Linked DNA regions of Homo sapiens: region 2 is linked to region 1. A link is an interaction called in ENCODE POLR2A ChIA-PET data of the cell type or tissue named here. Cell type or tissue: HepG2. All regions are shown on one strand. Links, peaks and the distances in the headings refer to the core of each region. The heading gives the core; the rest is flanking DNA.

Region 1 (8,200 bases), core at 1,152-6,151:
GACTGGTCTTCATCTGAGTCCAAGTTGTCTTCTTGTGAGGAAAGCAGGCCATTAGTGAAGTCAGTGATTCACAGGAGGAGGTCAAATTCTGAGTTAGGCAGCTCCTTATCTGAAAATGATCCTCCTTCCACCCAAAGAGGTGTTGTGCTCTAACCCCTCCAGTCCTTCCTCTTTGCTTACCTGTCTTGCTCCTGTTCCAATGTTTCCCCATAAGCTCCATGAAAATAAGGCCCTATCTATCTGGTTCACCTGTATCCCCAAGTTACAGAGATGATGCTCAGTAAATGTCGCAGAATTTTGTGAAAAAGAACGATGTGGAAAGTGAGTGGGGCTAAGGTGGCCAGTCTGTGTTGGGGGCCCAGTCGGTCAAGCGGTTGAGGAGGGTTGTAGGCCTATGCCAGGTGGCGGGGGACCTTGAGTCCAGGCCCCCATCCTCATGGGTCCAGCCACAGCTCCTCCTGGGCATCCGTTTCATCCTCAAATGTGGGGAATCCGGCTTCTATGACTGACATACAACTCGCACATTTTAAAGATGTTTTATTAAAAAAAAGAAAAACCAACCAAACAAAAATCCCAACCCAAGAACTCTTGGTTCTGGGAGACTGGGAGCAGCTTAGGTCTGTGGGGAGGGTAGAACCTGGAAGACAGAAAAGTATAGGGAGCCTCAAGCCCTGGGAGGGAGAGCAAGAGCAGCCTTTCCCTAGGGCTGAGCCTCTCTCCATGGGGCCTGGGCTTATCCACTTGGAAAAGACAGGTTGTGGGGGCTCAGCCCCCAGAAAAAGGCAGGGTGAGCAGTTCTGGACAGCCCTCAGGCCTCTTGTCAAAATCACCAACCAGCTGGGAAGGAGAGGGTGGCCCAGCGCTGGATCCAGCCTATCAGCGCCGTGCCCGAAGGCAAGGTTCAGCCCACGATCGGGAGCGGGGGCTCAGATAGGGAGGCGTACCCCAAAGTTCAGCGAGGGACTCAAGCCCCTTGAAAAGAAAGGGCTCTCATGGGGGCAGGACATGGAGGCAGCCCCTGGCTGGACTCCTGGGAGGGCAGGGCAGGACCCATACTCCTGGAGGCCTGCGGAGCTCAGGGACCTTGAGGGCCGCGAGGCAGCACTCGGATGGGCCGAGGCGGGGGATTGTCCAGGACGGGCTCGGGCCGAGCCCGCGCACCGCCCCGGCGCTTCTGCTTGCGCAACAGGTAGTTCGAGTACTGGACCTCGGGCATGGCCAGCTTGAGGCAGGCCTCGGTGGCCGGGCCGGCGCCGCCGCCGGGCAGGTCATAGCCCATAATGTCCACCTTGCGGCTGGGCTGCCACGGCTGCAGCTGCTTGGTGCGGATCTGCGCGGCAGGCCGCAGCAGTGGCTCGTCCCCGAAGCAGCGCCGCAGTAGGCGCTGGCGGGCCTCGCGCAGCTCGCGCGCCTCGCGCTCCACGCACGCGCGGCCCGCGCGCGCCACGTGGCGCCAGAAGGTGGCGTTGAAGTGGTCGTAGAGGCCGGCGTCCAGGGCGTTCCAGGTGCGCGCCGCCCGCGCCAGCGCCGCGGGGATGGCGGCCAGGCGCGAGCTGGCGGCGCGCGCGTTGAGCTTGGCGTAGAGCACGTCGTCCAGGTCCCAGGCCAGTAGGCGCCGCAGCAGCACTAGCGACTCGTCGAAGTACTCGGCGATCATGACGAGCGAGAAAACCTCCTCCACCTGGCGGATGAGGCCCGCCAGGTAGGCGGCGTCGTCGCGCGGGCTGCGCTCATTGTCGCCGCCCAGGTCGTAGGCCAGCGTGTTGTGTGCGAACATGGCGAAGTGCTCGCCAGCGCGGTAGTATGCCTCGGGCGCGCGCAGGAAGGCCTCGAGCGAGGCGTTGGGTACGCGCCGGAAGGCCGGGCAGTACTGGTTGTAGTAGCTGAAGAGCGACTCGAACATGGCGGCCGGCTCGCGCAGGATGGTGACATAGACGGTGCTGGGCGGCATGAGGCGCTCCAGCTCCGCACGGTCGAAGCGCAGGTGGCTGGCCAGCACGTGCGGCGGCCGCGTGGCCGGGTGCACGAAGTGCGCCGAGAAGTTGCGGGGGTAGCAGAACTGGTGCTCGCAGCTCGGGTGCGGCAGGGCCACCGTCAGGTTGTGGCGCTCGGCAAAGCGAAACAGGATGTTCTGCACCGTCGTGCCTGCCGTCTTGTGAGTCTTCAGGAAGGCCACAGTCATGTGCTTGGGGCGCGGCGGCGAGTTCCGCAGAGGAGGGCAGCTCAAGGGGAACAGCTTGGGGTACCTGCCAGGCCCAGGGAGTGTGCGGAGAGGAGGGTGTGAGGGGGCTGCCGCTTGACCCCTGCCCTTACCCAAGGACTGTGGGATGCCCCACAGCGCGGCCCCGCCTGGGCTGCACTCATGGAAAGGTCGAGGGCGGTGCTTGGTAGCCTCTAAGATGCCCTCTATGATCCCTGCTGCCCTCCTGGTATTCATGCCCTTGAGTATTCCCCTCACCTGAGTTAGGCTGGACTTATCATTGCATCTAAAGAAGAGAAGAGGGCAGAAATGATGGGATGTCACTTCTTAAATTTCATCATAGAAAGACTGTGGCTGGCTAGTATCTTGGTGTCTTTCACTCAATCTGGGATGACAGATGATGGGGGAAGCAAGCTGCCATATAGTGGGCAGCCCTATAGGGAGCTACCACTAAGTGGGAAAAGCCCACAAGGACCTAAGGCCCTCAGTCCACCAGCCGGCTTGAAGACCTGAAGCCTGTCAAAACCACGTGAGTGAGCTTGGAAGCTGATCCCTTCCAATCAAGCCTTCGGATGAGACTGCATCACCAGCAAACACCTTGGTTGCAACCCCATGAAAGACCTTGGTCCAGAAGTTCCCAGTAAGCCACACCTGGCTTCCTGACCCAAAATAACAGATGTTTGTGTTTTCAGCTGCTAAGCTTTAAGATAATTTGTTTATGTAGAAATAAATAAGGGACAAAGACCCCTGGAGATCTTTGAGGAATCCCACTTTGTATATGTAGAAACTGAGGGCCAAAAGGAGAACAATCACTTACACAAAGTCTGGAGACGACTCACATGGTCACTAAATCCTTTTGCTCTTTCTCATTTTTACTCTTTAACTGGCTCCTCACTTTGTAGATGGTTGGCACTGGGCTTTGCAGCAACCCATTGTTATGTTTCTCTTGAGGCTTCTAAAGCCTCATTAATTCAGTCATCAAATATTTTTTGGGTGTCCACTATGTGCCAGGTTAATGCTAGGTTCAAGAAATACAGTAATATACAAAAACAATCCTAGCCCTCGTGAAGCTTTCATTTCTGTTGCTTCATTCTTAAAACATGGGTGTTTGGGATTTCAAACCAAATTATCTGGCAAGGGGGGCTGGGCGCATTCACACCATTCTCAGGGGCAGACAGTGTAGAAAATGGGGACATGAAGTCTCCGAGAGGTGCAGGGATTTGTTGGGTTCACACAGTGAGTCAGGAGTAGGGTTGGGGTTCCCATGAATCACATGGTATCCTGTGTGAGGGTGACTGGCTGTGTCACACATATCATGTCTCACTTTATAGATGAGAAAACGGGGGCTCGGAGAAGTGAGGGGACTTGGCCTTGCCCAGCACTACGGAAGTTGTGAGAAGTTGTTTCCACTGGGGAAATGCTTAGCTGCATGCTGTGGGGAGTTGAGCTGGATTCGGATCTCAGCTAACTGATTCTGTAACTTTGAGCAAGTCACTCAGCCCTTTCATTGAAGAGCAGTCCCTGTCCAGGGAGGCTGTGTGGCCCTAAAGGGAAAGCACTTTCAGAATAGAGGGGAGGAGCAAAGCCTAGCAGGACCCTTCTAGCAGGTGGAAGAATGGGGAGGGGAGCTCCGGCCCCCCTGGGGCCCCGCCCCCTTACCAGCTGAGCTGCGCCCCCTGGTGGATGAGAAGGCTTACGGTGCTGCACCCTAGCACCAGCAGCAGGATTTTCCGGCGGCTCATCATCTTGGTGGCCTGCTGCAGGCGCTGGAGGATGGGTGGCATGGCGGAGTACCCACCCCTGGACCAGCCAGGGCCTCACTATCCAGGACTCCCTTCACAGGCACTCATGGGGGATCCTGCGGCTCTGGTAGCAGGGCCAGTGTTCCCGAGAAGCCTGGCAGAAGAAGGCAGACGGGTTTGCAGTGGGCAGAGGAGATGGGATCTGGCCCCCAGCAGGTCTGATGCAAAGAGCTCCAACAGGTGGGGTAAGCAGAGAGGCCAGGGCAGATCGGATTCCTACCTCCCGTTATCAAGACCCTATCTCCTCACTGCTCCAGATAACTTAGTCTTGGGTGGAATTACAGGGTCTGGGGTGTAGCCAGCCCTTCAGGCTGTAGCCACTCCCATCCCTCAGCCCTGTCTCTGTCTCTCTGCCTGCTCCTAACTCGTCTTTGTCTCATGGTTATTTGTACATGTCTCCCCAGTGGAGTGGCTTTAGCGCCAGGGCTTGGCTCAGAACATAGAGGTCTCAACTCAAAGTTTCCTCTCCTCCAGGACTCCTTGCCCAATTGCTTTAGCCCAGGGTTGGTCCTGACTCCCCAGAGAAACCGAGCTCCTCGGAAACACTGATCAGGCCTTCACCTCCTTGGATCGATATGGCTTTGAGTCGATACTGCAGGCTTACTCTATGTACTGTATTATTACATACTTAATCCCATTTAGTCCTCACCACAGCCCTGACCTAGGTATTATTCCCACTGTATAGATAAGGAAACTGAGGCTCTAAGAGATTATATCACTTGTCCATAGCTACACAGCTGGTAACAGTAGAAATGAGATTCATACCTGCTGTTTCTGGCTCCAAAGTCCATGCCCTTAGACACTGTATATGCTATTTCTGTAGAGAACTGGTTTCCCCAACCTTGCCCTAGACTCTGGCAATTCTGCATCCTTCTGAGTCCTGAGCGCTCCTAGCTGGGCTCCTGCCCTGAGGGCCCAAGACTGAGAAATTCATGAGGGAAAGGAAGGTCTTGAAATCCTGGAGCCCTATCTGGATTCCATCCCCAGACACCTGAAACCCAGGCGGCCCCATCAGCTGACTCTGCAGGGAAAAGTGCCTGACCAAAGCAATGAGATGGCAGCCTGGGCGGGGTGTGGGTTGGGTAAGAGGTGGCTCCTGCTTGTTGCCCTACGGAGGATCTCCAGGAGAAGGTGAGCTTCCATCCCAGGTAAGCCCAGGAGTAAGAGAGGGGAGGAGGGCTTGGTCACACACAAGTCTCCTTTCCCCACAGGAATGCCTTGGCTTAAGGGCAGCCCAATCCTGGGCAGCTCCCGTGGAAAGTCCACTTCAGCAGTGATGCCTGTCCCCAAGCTAGGGTGGGGCCTCAGTCTCCAGGTTCAAGTTTAGCTTCAGCCCTCACACATATCCTTCTCCACGGGGGAGGGGGAGCCTGGAACCTGATGGGCATGTGCATGTGGAACTAGGACACCTGGGTCCCAGGAGGGGTAAGGTAATATGAAAACCCTTTTGATCATCACCTTTTCTGGGAGCCCTGGGCTTGGCTTCCAGTCTCTCTTCTTGACCCTGCTCCCTTAATCCTGGATTACATTTAAACCTGTTTGGGTGGAAAGATGTTCTGTTTATGCCTCCCCTTCTCTCTAGGCCTTATCGCTGCTTCCCTCCACCTGCCTGCAGACAGACTTAATCCGGCCGGAGCCAAGGGTAAAGGGTCCAGCCACAGAGGGTAACCAAGGGCACAGCAGAGGAAGTCTAAGGCCCTCCCTGTCTCTTCAAGGATTGCTGGGGCAGAGAAGGGCTGGCCTGGCCTGGCTGGGGCTGCTTGCAGGAGGAAGTGAGAGCCCTTGGCCCTCTAAGGATACACACCTTTTTCCTCTGTCACTCCTGCTGCTTAGAGAACTTGGTGATTAGACAGAAGTGTCCCAAGATGGGAAGAGGGGAGTCTACATCCACCTTTGCTAAACTTGCAGAAACCACCCTATTTCTCAGAGGATTCAGGGTCAGCCAAGGAAGTCAAGCCTAGCTATGGGGGACCTTTCCCGAGGGCAGAGCTTCTACTGGCCGCACAGAGAGAGTGACAGGTGCCTGGTATCCCCCTCTGTCCCACTCTTGGGCCTTTCCCCACTTCCCTACATGGCTGAGCTCTGGGGAGCTAGCCAGGCCCCAGTCTGAGGCCTGCTTAGGGACAGGGGACAGGGCATCCTCAGTGCAGGAATTCCCTGGACACCAGCCCCTGAAGGCGGGCACCAGCTTCTGTATGGCCACTGTCAATGACAGGGTGTTCATCACCTCCTGATACAGCCTGGTCCATTTCTGAGCAACTTACAGCTTGTTCAGGTTCTTTCCGGGACAGCCAGGATTACCCTGCCAGTGGTAGCACCTGCTTCGGCCTGCCCCTTACACCTCCCATTCTGCACTCTTGGTAGTGCTGCCCTCCTAGAGCACATAGAACATTTTTCTCCATGACAGACCTTCAGGTATTTGGAAGCAGTAACCCTGTCTCCTCTGGGTGGGCACTCGGCCAGGCTAAACATTCCAGGTCCTGAGAGAGGGTGCTGCTCGGACACTGTGGGAGGCCTGCCTTCCCTTGGCAATTTGACTCCAAGATGCCTGTTTTGGAGATGGGGCCAAGGCAGTGCCTCTCAGGGAGGGGGCCACTGGGCTGGGTTTCCATCGGATTTTCTGGCTGGTGTGGGGTGCATGATGGTGCTGCTGGAGCTGTGCTTTAGAGCAGTGGCCCTGGCTCCTGCCCTCAGATGCTTCACACGACTCCCCATTGTGCCTGGTGTCTTCTCCATAGAGAGAGTTCTCCCAGCTATCCCAGGCAGGTCAGGACGCCCAGGCTCATCAGAATGTCAGTGCTAATTTTAGTCAGAACAATCTACCTCACGCTGCTGCCCAGTTTTGCAAATTGCTAGCTTTTCTCCAGGGAACCAAAGAAATAGTAGAGCCGACCAAAGCTTTGAAAATGGGCCGGGGTGCCCACCCTCCTAAAGGAGCCCTTTCTCCTCTGTCTCCTCTGAGCTCTAGAGCTGAAACCGATGCACTTAGAGGAAGGGGTGCCCTGGACTGGACCACTTGGACCTGACTGCTGGATGGCCCGGAGACTCCATCCTGTCCTGACTTGAGGGATGGGACAGCCCAGTGTTGAGGGACGCTGACCCAGGGTGCTCCAGAGGAGGGGCGAAGGGCTGAGGGGGTCTGCAAAGTACTGGCCTGGGAGAGCAAATCTTTCCACCTCCCTCTTTTTCCTCCTCCCCCACCCCCCAGCCTGCACCAGGTCTGCCCCTGGCCCCCCAGCCTCCTCTCTCTCTCATCCACCCCCGCATCATCCCTGCCTTGGAATTCCCTCCATCCTCCTGTCTCCATTACTGCCCACCCGCACCATACCTCCCACTCCCTCAATTTCATCCCAGCATCCCCCAGGGATCCTGCCAGTGGGATCTGATCACCATAGGGGATAGGCCAGATTGGCCCGCTCACCCTATCTTCTCCCACTTTCCAGGGGTAGAGCGCCCCCCTCCTCATGCTTTCCAACCACTAGGCCCCCAAGACACTCTCCCGCCCGCCTCTCGGCCCCCATCCCGGTCTGGTCCACTCCCACCCCTCCAACCCCATGCCGGCCACTGCAGTACTCACACCGCACGCCTGGGCTCTGCCTCTGGCCCGGGTTGGGGGCGGCCGCCGCTATCTCTGGACCCTTGTCTCGAAATCCGCACGGGGTCCGAGGGTGCCCGGGGCCCTGCGCGCCGAGTGCCGGTGGCTTGCCTCTCAGCGCCTGGATGGGATCAGGTGGCAGCGTCCGCTAGGCTCGCTCCTCCCGGCTCTGCCCGCCCCCCGCCCCCCGCCCCCCATCGCACACCGGAGGAAGGCGAGGGGCGGGGCCAGGCCACGAGCAAGTAGGGGAGAGGGGAGAGAGGGGAAAGGAAGGGGGACGGGGGAGGGGGGGTGGTTCCCTGGCTTGCCCGCTGGCTGCCGTGAACAGTCTCTGGGTGGCATCTTCAGATGCAGTTGTCTTACTCTGGCAACCTTGCAGAGTTGGACACTAATGTGGCCAGCTCCCTTCTCTCACTCAGGCAGGGAAACTGAGGCCGGGAAGGTGTCTGGATACTCCTGCATTGCTGGGTATTCTGGGGCACCGCCGGTCATACGTGGGCTTCTGGGTGAGCCAGATGCTGGTACACGTGCAGGTACTCACATCCTCTGTCCTCCTCCAGTAGAGAAGCAGTGCTCCAGCCTTGTCTGGTCCCATCTCTGCCC
Region 2 (8,200 bases), core at 1,211-6,210, 350 kb before region 1:
AAGCACAGCAGGTTTATCCAGATGAACTGAGGTCAGGTGGTGCGGGGAGGGGCAGGGAGATGGCCATCCAGAATACCACTGCCCCCCAAGCCCGGGGCTGAGATGAGCGAAGATGTGCCTCTGTTGGGGACCAGGAGGCGGGTATTCAGGAATGCTACCTGGCACCTGGCTGGAAAAGAAAAGCCAGTTCCCTGTAAGGAGTGTTCCCAATGTTCTGTCTATGATGGCCTTGTTATTTTATTACCTTTAGAAATTGAGTCCTGTTCTTGTTACAGCAGTCACACTGCTGGGAAGTGGCTAAATAGTAATATCAATAAATAGATGAGGCCGGGTACGTGGCTCACGCCTGTAATCCCAGCGCTTTGGGAGGCCGAGGTGGGCAGATCACCTGAGGTCAGCAGTTTGAGACCAGGCTGGCCAACATGGTGAGTCCCCGTCTCTACTAAAAATACAAAAATTAGCCAGGCATGGTGGTGCATGCCTGTAATCCCAGCTACTCGGGAGGCTGAGACAGGAGAATTGCTTGAATCTGGGAGGTGGAGGTTGCAGTGAGCTGAGATCGTGCCACTGCATTCCAGCCTGGGTGACAGAGTAAGACTCTGTCTCAAAAAAAAAAAAAAAAAAAAAAAAAGAGTCCTCTTGGAAAACAAAACAACCAAAACAATACAAAAACCCCACCATTCTTGTTTGTCTTCCATGAGGGAAAGTCTCCGTAGCCCATGTGGGCAGCTCTCCTGGATAATCAGGAGGGTGAAATTGAAGGTAGAGAGTCAAGAAAAGGGCCAGAGCCCACACATGGTCATACATTCACATTTGCAAACAAACAATGTGCTTCCCAATGAGTCTCCAATTGACGGGCTGGGTAAGGCCCTGAATCCCCCTCCTCAGATCCAAATGGCTTCATGGGTAGTTGAGTTTGAGCTAAGCAAAGCTCTTATGGTTCCACATGCACAAACAAATATAAATGCATAAAATGCTCAAATGGTGTCAATAGCAGCCAAATCTTAAGTAGAGCAGGGCCCCCAGTGACACTGCAAAAGAGGTAGAGGGTGGTCAGATGCACTCCAAATAACTCACCCAGTTCCAAAGTTTGCTGTCTTCTTCAGAGGTCACTTGCTTTGTACCAGTGAAACACTGAAGGTGGCAGATGTCATGCTGGGAGGTGAAAGGAAGACTCTTCCAAAAACAAAAGCATTTTTGGCAGCTGCCGGGAAGTTCCATGATGTTCCTGTCGCTAGCTATGAGCGGCTGGCACTCACAGGTGACCCCATGCCTCACCCAGGAGCATAACTAGGCTATCCAGCTCAGACTCACCTAGGGCGGGCAGCACTTCCCCATATGGGTCACCAAAATTGTAACTGAAATGCAGGTTCAGTTGCTTGCTGCTTGCAGAGTCCAGTTAATGAGAGTAAGGTCTGGTATAAAGAAAGAGACTTTTTATTCCAAAGCTAACTTAGGGGAAGAAGTACAGGCTTCCTGCCTTAAGGGCAGTACTTTGGCTTTGGAGCAGAAAGCGGGCTCTTTTAATGTGGGAGAGGAAGCAAGCAGGTGCGGGATCTGCTGACTCCCTTTGGTGCCTTATCTACTGGGCAGTCACGTTGGTAACTGCTGGCATCTTCATGGGTTGTAAAAGTGGCCAAAGACTTTCCAGGTGGGAGACAGTCTTGTAGTGGGCATACTTGAGGTCGTAGATGGACTGTTGTCTCTGGAGGCAACCTCCTAGTGGGAGAGAGTTTCATAGTGGGCATACTTTGGGTTGCAAATGGACTGTTATCTCTGAGACAGTCGCTTGGTGGGAGAGCGTTCTGCCCTGGAGCCTCTAAGCACATGGTTAGATGAACTTGTCCTGTGGGGAGTGTCTGGTGAAGGGGAGCTGAAAGGTTATAATTGCATTGGTTAATTAGGAAGTGGCGAATAGGAGAAATGGAGAAAAGAGAAAAGAAGAGAAAAGAAAAAAATAATAGTAACTTATTCTCTTTTTCTAAGAAAAATGGGAATACTTGGTTAAAATCACAGCACTTTTTTGGGAGACTGAGGCAGGCTTGGTGGCACGCAGCTGTAATCCCAGCTACTCAGGAGGCTGAGGTGGGAGAATCACTTGAGCCTGGGAAGTTGGGGCTCCAGAGAGCTGTGATTGTGCCACTGCACCCCAGCCTAGGTGACAGAATTAGACCGTCTCAAAAAATAAAATAATAAAAAACCCTGAAAGTTTATTGTCATTATTGATGTACTTACTATTTCCACAAATGATCCAGTTTAACACAGAGTTTAGGTTAATAAAACAATGTAAATATTGTCAGTAGCACAATCTAGAGAGCTTCTTTTTTTTTTTTTTTTTTTTTTTTTGAGACAGAGTCTTGCTCTGTTGCCCAGGCTGGAGTGCAGTGGTGTGATCTTGGCTCACTGACACCTCCGCCTCCTGGGTTCATGCGATTCTCTTGCCTCAGCCACCCTAGTAGCTGGGGTTACAGGCGCCTGCCACCAAGCCTGGCTCATTTTTGTATTTTTAGTAGAGATGGGGTTTCACCATGTTGGCCAGGCTGGTCTGGACCTCCTAACCTCAAGTGATCTGCCCGCCTCAGCCTCCCAAAGTGCTGGGATTACAGGCATGAGCCACTGTGCCCAGCCCCAGATAGCTTTTTTTGTTGGAGATGTTTGTTCTAAGAGGGAAGAAACTAGGCCTGAAGCCTTTCTGTGTGCATAAGCGACTTGGAATCAAGATATCTGTCATTTTGTATTTAACACAAATGAGAAACATCGGTACCAGTTATGGATTTAATATCTGTTTCTGCAGCTCTTTTAAAAATACCACCTTTTGCATCTCTGGATATTGCTCTCCACTCCCCATGATTATTTGGAAGTATATGAATCCAAATTGTATGAAATTGCCGGGCACACCCCCATGGTGGCAAACGTCTACAGTTCTAGCTACTGGGAAGCCTGAGGCGGGAGGCTCGCTTCAGCCCTGGAGTTCTAGGCTACAGTGCACTATGCCCATTGGGTGTCTGCACCAAGTTCAGCTTCAATAGGGTGACCTTCTGGGAGCAGGACCACCACGTTGCCTAAGAGGGGTGAACCTGTCCAAGTCGGAAAGGAGTGGGTCCAAACTCCTGAGCTGATCAGTAGTGGGATCGTGCCTGTGAGCAGCCGCAGTACTCCAGCCTGAGCAACATAGCAAGACCCTGTCTCTTAAAAAAAATTATATCATACTAGAAAAGTGCACTTTGGGTATCTAAAGAAGCACTCACACACCTTTCTGTCTGCCAACCAGTTTGTTTACTTTACATGTGGTCCGTCCTGGTTCACTGGGCCCTAGGAACCAGCCCCCTCTGGCCCATCTCCAGCACAGTAACAATAGCCAATGTTTATTGAGTCTAGGCTGTGTGCCAGATGTTGATCTAAAATAGATGTTGCTCTAAATAATAGGCTATTGTTTGAGGCTGAGTGCAGTGGGTGATGCCTATAATCCCAGCACTTTGGAGGTCGCAGCGGTAGGATTGCTTCAGGTCAGGAGTTTGAGACCAGCTGGGGCAACAAACTGAGACCCTGTTTATACAAAAACAAAGAAACCCAGAAATGAGCAGGGCGTGGTGGTGCACATCTGTGGTCCCACCTACTCGGGAGGCTGAGGTGGGAGGATCGCTTGAGCCCAGGAGTTTGAGTTTGCAGCAAGCCACTGCACTCCAGCTTGGGTTACAGAGCAAGACCCGGACTCAAGGGGAAAAAAAAAGGTTATTATTTGAATCTAATGCTTACAGCCAGCCTTTGAGGTGATACCATTAGTACCTTCACATTGTAGATGAGGTAACAGGTTTAGAGACATTGAGTAGCATGCCCAAATCATGCAGATTAATGGAGGACCCAGGATTTAAACCTAGATCCGTCTGACTGCCATCTCTCTCTCTCTCTTTCACATTAAAAAAAAAAAAAAAAAAAAAAAAGGAGACGGGGGATGGCTATGTTGCCCAGGCTGATCCTGAAATCCTAGGCTCAAGCGATCCTCCCACCTCAGCCTGCCAGGTAGCTGGGACTACAGGCCCACACCACTATCCCTGGCTAATTTTTGTATTTTTTGTAGAGATGGGGGTTTTTACCATGTTGCCCAGGCGGGTCCTGAACTCCTGGGCTCAAGCGATCCTCCCGCCTTGGCCTCCCAAAGTGTTGGGATTACAGGTGTGAGCCACTGCTCTTGGCTGAGAGCTGCCATCTCAATTGCCATTACCTACTACAATGGGACCCAGAAGCCTAGTTCTGGACACAGTGGCTGCAAGGACCCTCAGGGGCCCTTCAGGTCTGCTTGAAGTAAGCCATTTTCCACAGTGTCATTCCGGGTCCACCCCTGGCCCCAGCATGGTCAGCTCAGGTGACTCGATGCTGTCAGCAGCTCTGGCTGATCAAGGCCCTTTCTGTTGTAGGGTGGAATCCATCCCCCTTTAGCTTCCATGGGATGGTCAGCCTTCTGCCCTTTGGGGCTGTAGAGAAGACACGTGGCTCCTTCTCACCCTAGGGAATCCCTTCAGATCCTGGCTCGTTCACTCAGCAGATATTTACTGTGTGTCCACAATGTGCCCAGGATAGAGGAGTGGACAAGAAGAAGTCATAAGGCCTGGTGGAGTTGACATTTTAAAGAGACAGAAAGTAAGTCCCATGTTGGCAGAGACAGGCCCCACCCCCTTGATCTAGAGCCTCTCTGGATCATTCCAGCTTTCTAGATCGGAGACCCATTGGAAATGTGGTCCCAGATAAGGTAGCCACATGAAGAATAGGGCCATGGGGCTGGCTGGGGTGACCCCACATAAGAAGCCTTGGCTGGTCCAGGGTTTGGAGAGGCCATATGTCCAGGGCAGTCCTAGAGCTTAATCTGGCCAAATTCCAGTGAAAAGGAAAAAAAAAAAATCCTGCTTCCCCATCACCAAACACTAAATAAGCAGACAGCGAGACAGGCCTCCCCACCTCCTCCCAAACTCCAGAGCTCCCTCCCTGTCTGCTGCCTCCTTTAGCCAGCGCCCGTGGGCATTTCTGACCAAACTCACATTCTGCCTTCTCCAGCCTGAAATCTGGCTTATCTATTCTCTCTGCCTCTCTCTTTTTTTTTTTTTTTTTTTTTTTTGAGACAGAGTCTCGCTCTTTCGCCCAGGCCGGACTGCAGTGGCGCGATCTCGGCTCACTGCAAGCTCCGCCTCCCGGGTTCACACCATTCTCTTGCCTCAGCCTCTCGAGTAGCTGAGACTACAGGCGCCCGCCGCCGCGCACGGCTATTTTTGTGTTTTTAGTAGAGACGGAGTTTCGCTGTGTTAGCCAGGATGGTCTCGATCTCCTGACCTCGTGATCCGCCCGCCTCGGCCACCCAAAGTGCTGGGATTACAGGCGTGAACCACCGCGCCCGGCCATGGCTTACCTATTCTCAAGACATATTCCTCCCCACTCTCAGACTCTCCCCCTATCTCAGGCCTCTTTTACCTCCCAAATCTCTCTCCACCCCTGCCAGGGTCCAAAATCAAGCATCAGCGCTGTTCCCCGCCCGACTTCCACCCTCCCTCACTCCCCTCAACCCGATTCTAACAGACACCCAAACAGGAGAACACAGTGTGAGATTACATCACAGCTCACACACACACACACACAGACACACACAGACGCACAAACACACAGACACACACACACACACACACAGACACACACACACACACACACAGATTTCCTGTTGTCCTGTGACCCTCCCACTCCAGTCCCTGACTCAGGACACAGTAGAACAAAAGAACTCACGATGCCGGTTTCAGTGTCATAAACAATAGATATGGGCCGGCACAGTGGCTCATGCCTGTAATCTCGGCACTTTGGGAGGCCGAGGCGGGTGGATGGCTCGAGGCCAGGAGTTCCAGACCCACCTAGGCAGCATGGCCAAACTCTGTCTCTATAAAAAATACAAAGATTAGCCAGGTGTGGTGACATGTACCTTTGGTCCCAGATACTTAGGAGGCTGAGCGGGGAGGATCACCTGAGCCCTGAAGGTTGAGGCTGCAGTGAGCCATGATCACACCACTGCACTCCAGCCTGGGAGACAGAGTGAGATGCTGTCTAAAAAACAGAACAAAACAAAAACTCCCCCAAACCCAAAAAGATTTGGAAGAATAAATGCTCAGATATTGAGCCAGTCACCTTACCACTGCCCACCAAGGTGATTATGAAAGGATGAGGAAAGGGGAAGAGAGGAACAGCAGAGGTTGTAGAAAGGAGCAGAGGAGTTGGGGTGTCCCCAGGAAGAGCCCATGTCCCAGCCCCCACCACCTCACTGGCCAATGAGAGTCCTCACACCAAATGTCAAAAACCCTGGACCATCTGGGGGGTGGCCAACAGTGAATCCCAAAGACCAAGTCAGGGGCATAGAACAACTTTTTGCAGGGTCAATACAACAGAGACCTCCCACAAGCGAGTGTCCTGCTTTAAACAATTGCCCAAATATAGTTAGTGGGGATTCAAAGCAAACACTACAAAAGAAATATATATTTCAGAGTGGAAAATAAAATGAAATAAAATGGCCAACAGAAAAATTAAATGGCATGAGAGGAGAAGGGACCAAGAGAAGGGGCAACAAGGATGCAATTGGTCAGGCACGCTTTGAGGGACTTTGAATTGACTATTTAGCCAACAGCCTTATTTCCTGGATCACCTGATATGGAGGAGAGGAGGCAAAGGGGACAGTCACCTGTCCGCAAGAGCCAAAATGGTGCTGGCCAGTCTCTAACATGGGGCCCAGTGAAGGTCTCCTCCCCAGATTTCCCCAGCTTGGGCGAGCTTGGCTGCCAAAGGGGGATCAGCAGGTATACTAGCAACATGCCAGCTGGAATATTGGGTCCCACAGAAGGCAGTGCTGCTATGGCTGCTCGTCCATCTGCTTGGCTCCACGGGTTGCCAGGAAAGACAGTGGCTCTTTTTTTTTTTGAGACAGAGTCTCATTCTGTTGCCCAGGCTAGAGTGCAGCGGTGCAATCTCGGCTCACTGCAACCTCCACCTCGTGGGTTGAAGTGATTCTCCTGCCTCAGCCTCCTGAGTAGCTGGGATTATAGTTGTGCACCATCATGTCAGGATAATTTTTGTATTTTTAGTAGAGATGGGGTTTCACTATGTTGGCCAGGCTGGTCTCAAACTCCTGACCTCAGGTGATCCACTGGCCTTGGCCTCCCAAAGTGCCGGGATTACAGGAGTGAGCCACTGCGCTCGGCCAAGACAGTGGCTCTTAAAAATGAACCTTTGGGCTAGTGCTACACCTCTGCAGTGTTAGAAGCTCTGCAGCTTTGATTGCTTGTAGCACTGATCACCTGCTGTCTCTTGCTGATCACCGTCTTGACATCTCTCGCCACCTCTCTCCAACTGCCACCTCCTGCCATCTCTCTGTTGTCTCACTGTCTTGCCAGTTGCTCTCACCACTTCTCTCTAATTGCTATCTATTGCTATCTTTCTGTCCTGTCTCACCATCCCGCCAATTGCTGACCAACAATTGCCAATTTTCTCCTTTCTAGTGTCTTGCTGCCTGTCTGCTAATTGCCAGTCGCTGCCATCTCTGTTGTCTTTGTGGTCTTCATGGTCACCAGGTGATGCAGAACAGGTGAGCCCCAAAATTGGGGCTTAGCCTGGGAGGGTTCTTGGCTTCACACAGGAAGGAATTCAAGAGCAAGACAGTGGTATTAGAGAGCAGTTTTTTAATTGAATGGTACTGCTCTTTGTGGAGCAGGGATAACTCAGGCAGTGCACCTGCAGCAGGCAACCTATGGGCTCTTGGCAACGGTATTTATATTCGCTTATACTCATTTTTAATTATATGCAAATAGAAGGGTGAGTTAATGCAAATTGATGGAGGGGTTATTTAGAACCTTTTAGGAAAGGGGTGGTGACTTCTGGGTCATTGGTGTGGAAAGATGTGGTAACTTCTGGGTCTTTGCCATGGCATTTGTAAACTGTCATTACACTGGTGGGAGTGTCTTATGCTAAGGAACAATGAGGGCAGCTAGGGATTGCTTTTGTCACCATCTGCTGATTCTTTCCAAACAAGACCTGCTGGTCTCCTCTCTTGATTTTAACACTATTAATTCTCTGATTTCATGTGTATGGGATGTCTTCCCATTCGTTTGTGTCCTCTTCAATTTCTTTCATCAGTGTTTTGTAGTTTTCATTGTAGAGATAGTTCACCTTCTTGGTTAGA

The links. ChIA-PET counts read pairs that join two places held together with the same protein. Peaks named below come from ENCODE experiments on the same cell type or tissue, not always from the same donor. Only the 100,000 strongest peaks of a DNase experiment are listed, where the experiment ranks them.
Region 2: POLR2A ChIA-PET joins it to region 1 with 5 read pairs; 1 of 35 experiments calls an interaction of 5 or more read pairs at or near these places.

What each region holds. Positions count from the first base shown.
Region 1 is chr11:66,041,432-66,049,631 of GRCh38, forward strand. It overlaps GAL3ST3 (galactose-3-O-sulfotransferase 3), which reads right to left and starts at 7,730. Exons shown (of 3, transcript NM_033036.3): 1 at 7,580-7,730; 2 at 3,860-4,096; 3 at 1-2,246. The coding sequence starts at 3,984. The coding sequence ends at 1,076. RefSeq lists a silencer at 3,852-3,901 and an enhancer at 4,012-4,211. In HepG2, for the core only: a CTCF peak has its summit at 3,884 (motif pointing left); a DNase peak (open chromatin) is centred at 3,870; H3K27me3 peaks cover 2,185 bases.
Region 2 is chr11:65,692,648-65,700,847 of GRCh38, forward strand. It overlaps the pseudogene RN7SL309P. Among named protein-coding and RNA genes, the nearest start is that of KAT5, 16 kb to the right of the region's middle. In HepG2, for the core only: no CTCF peak of the experiment used is centred there; a DNase peak (open chromatin) is centred at 3,354; H3K27me3 peaks cover 1,344 bases.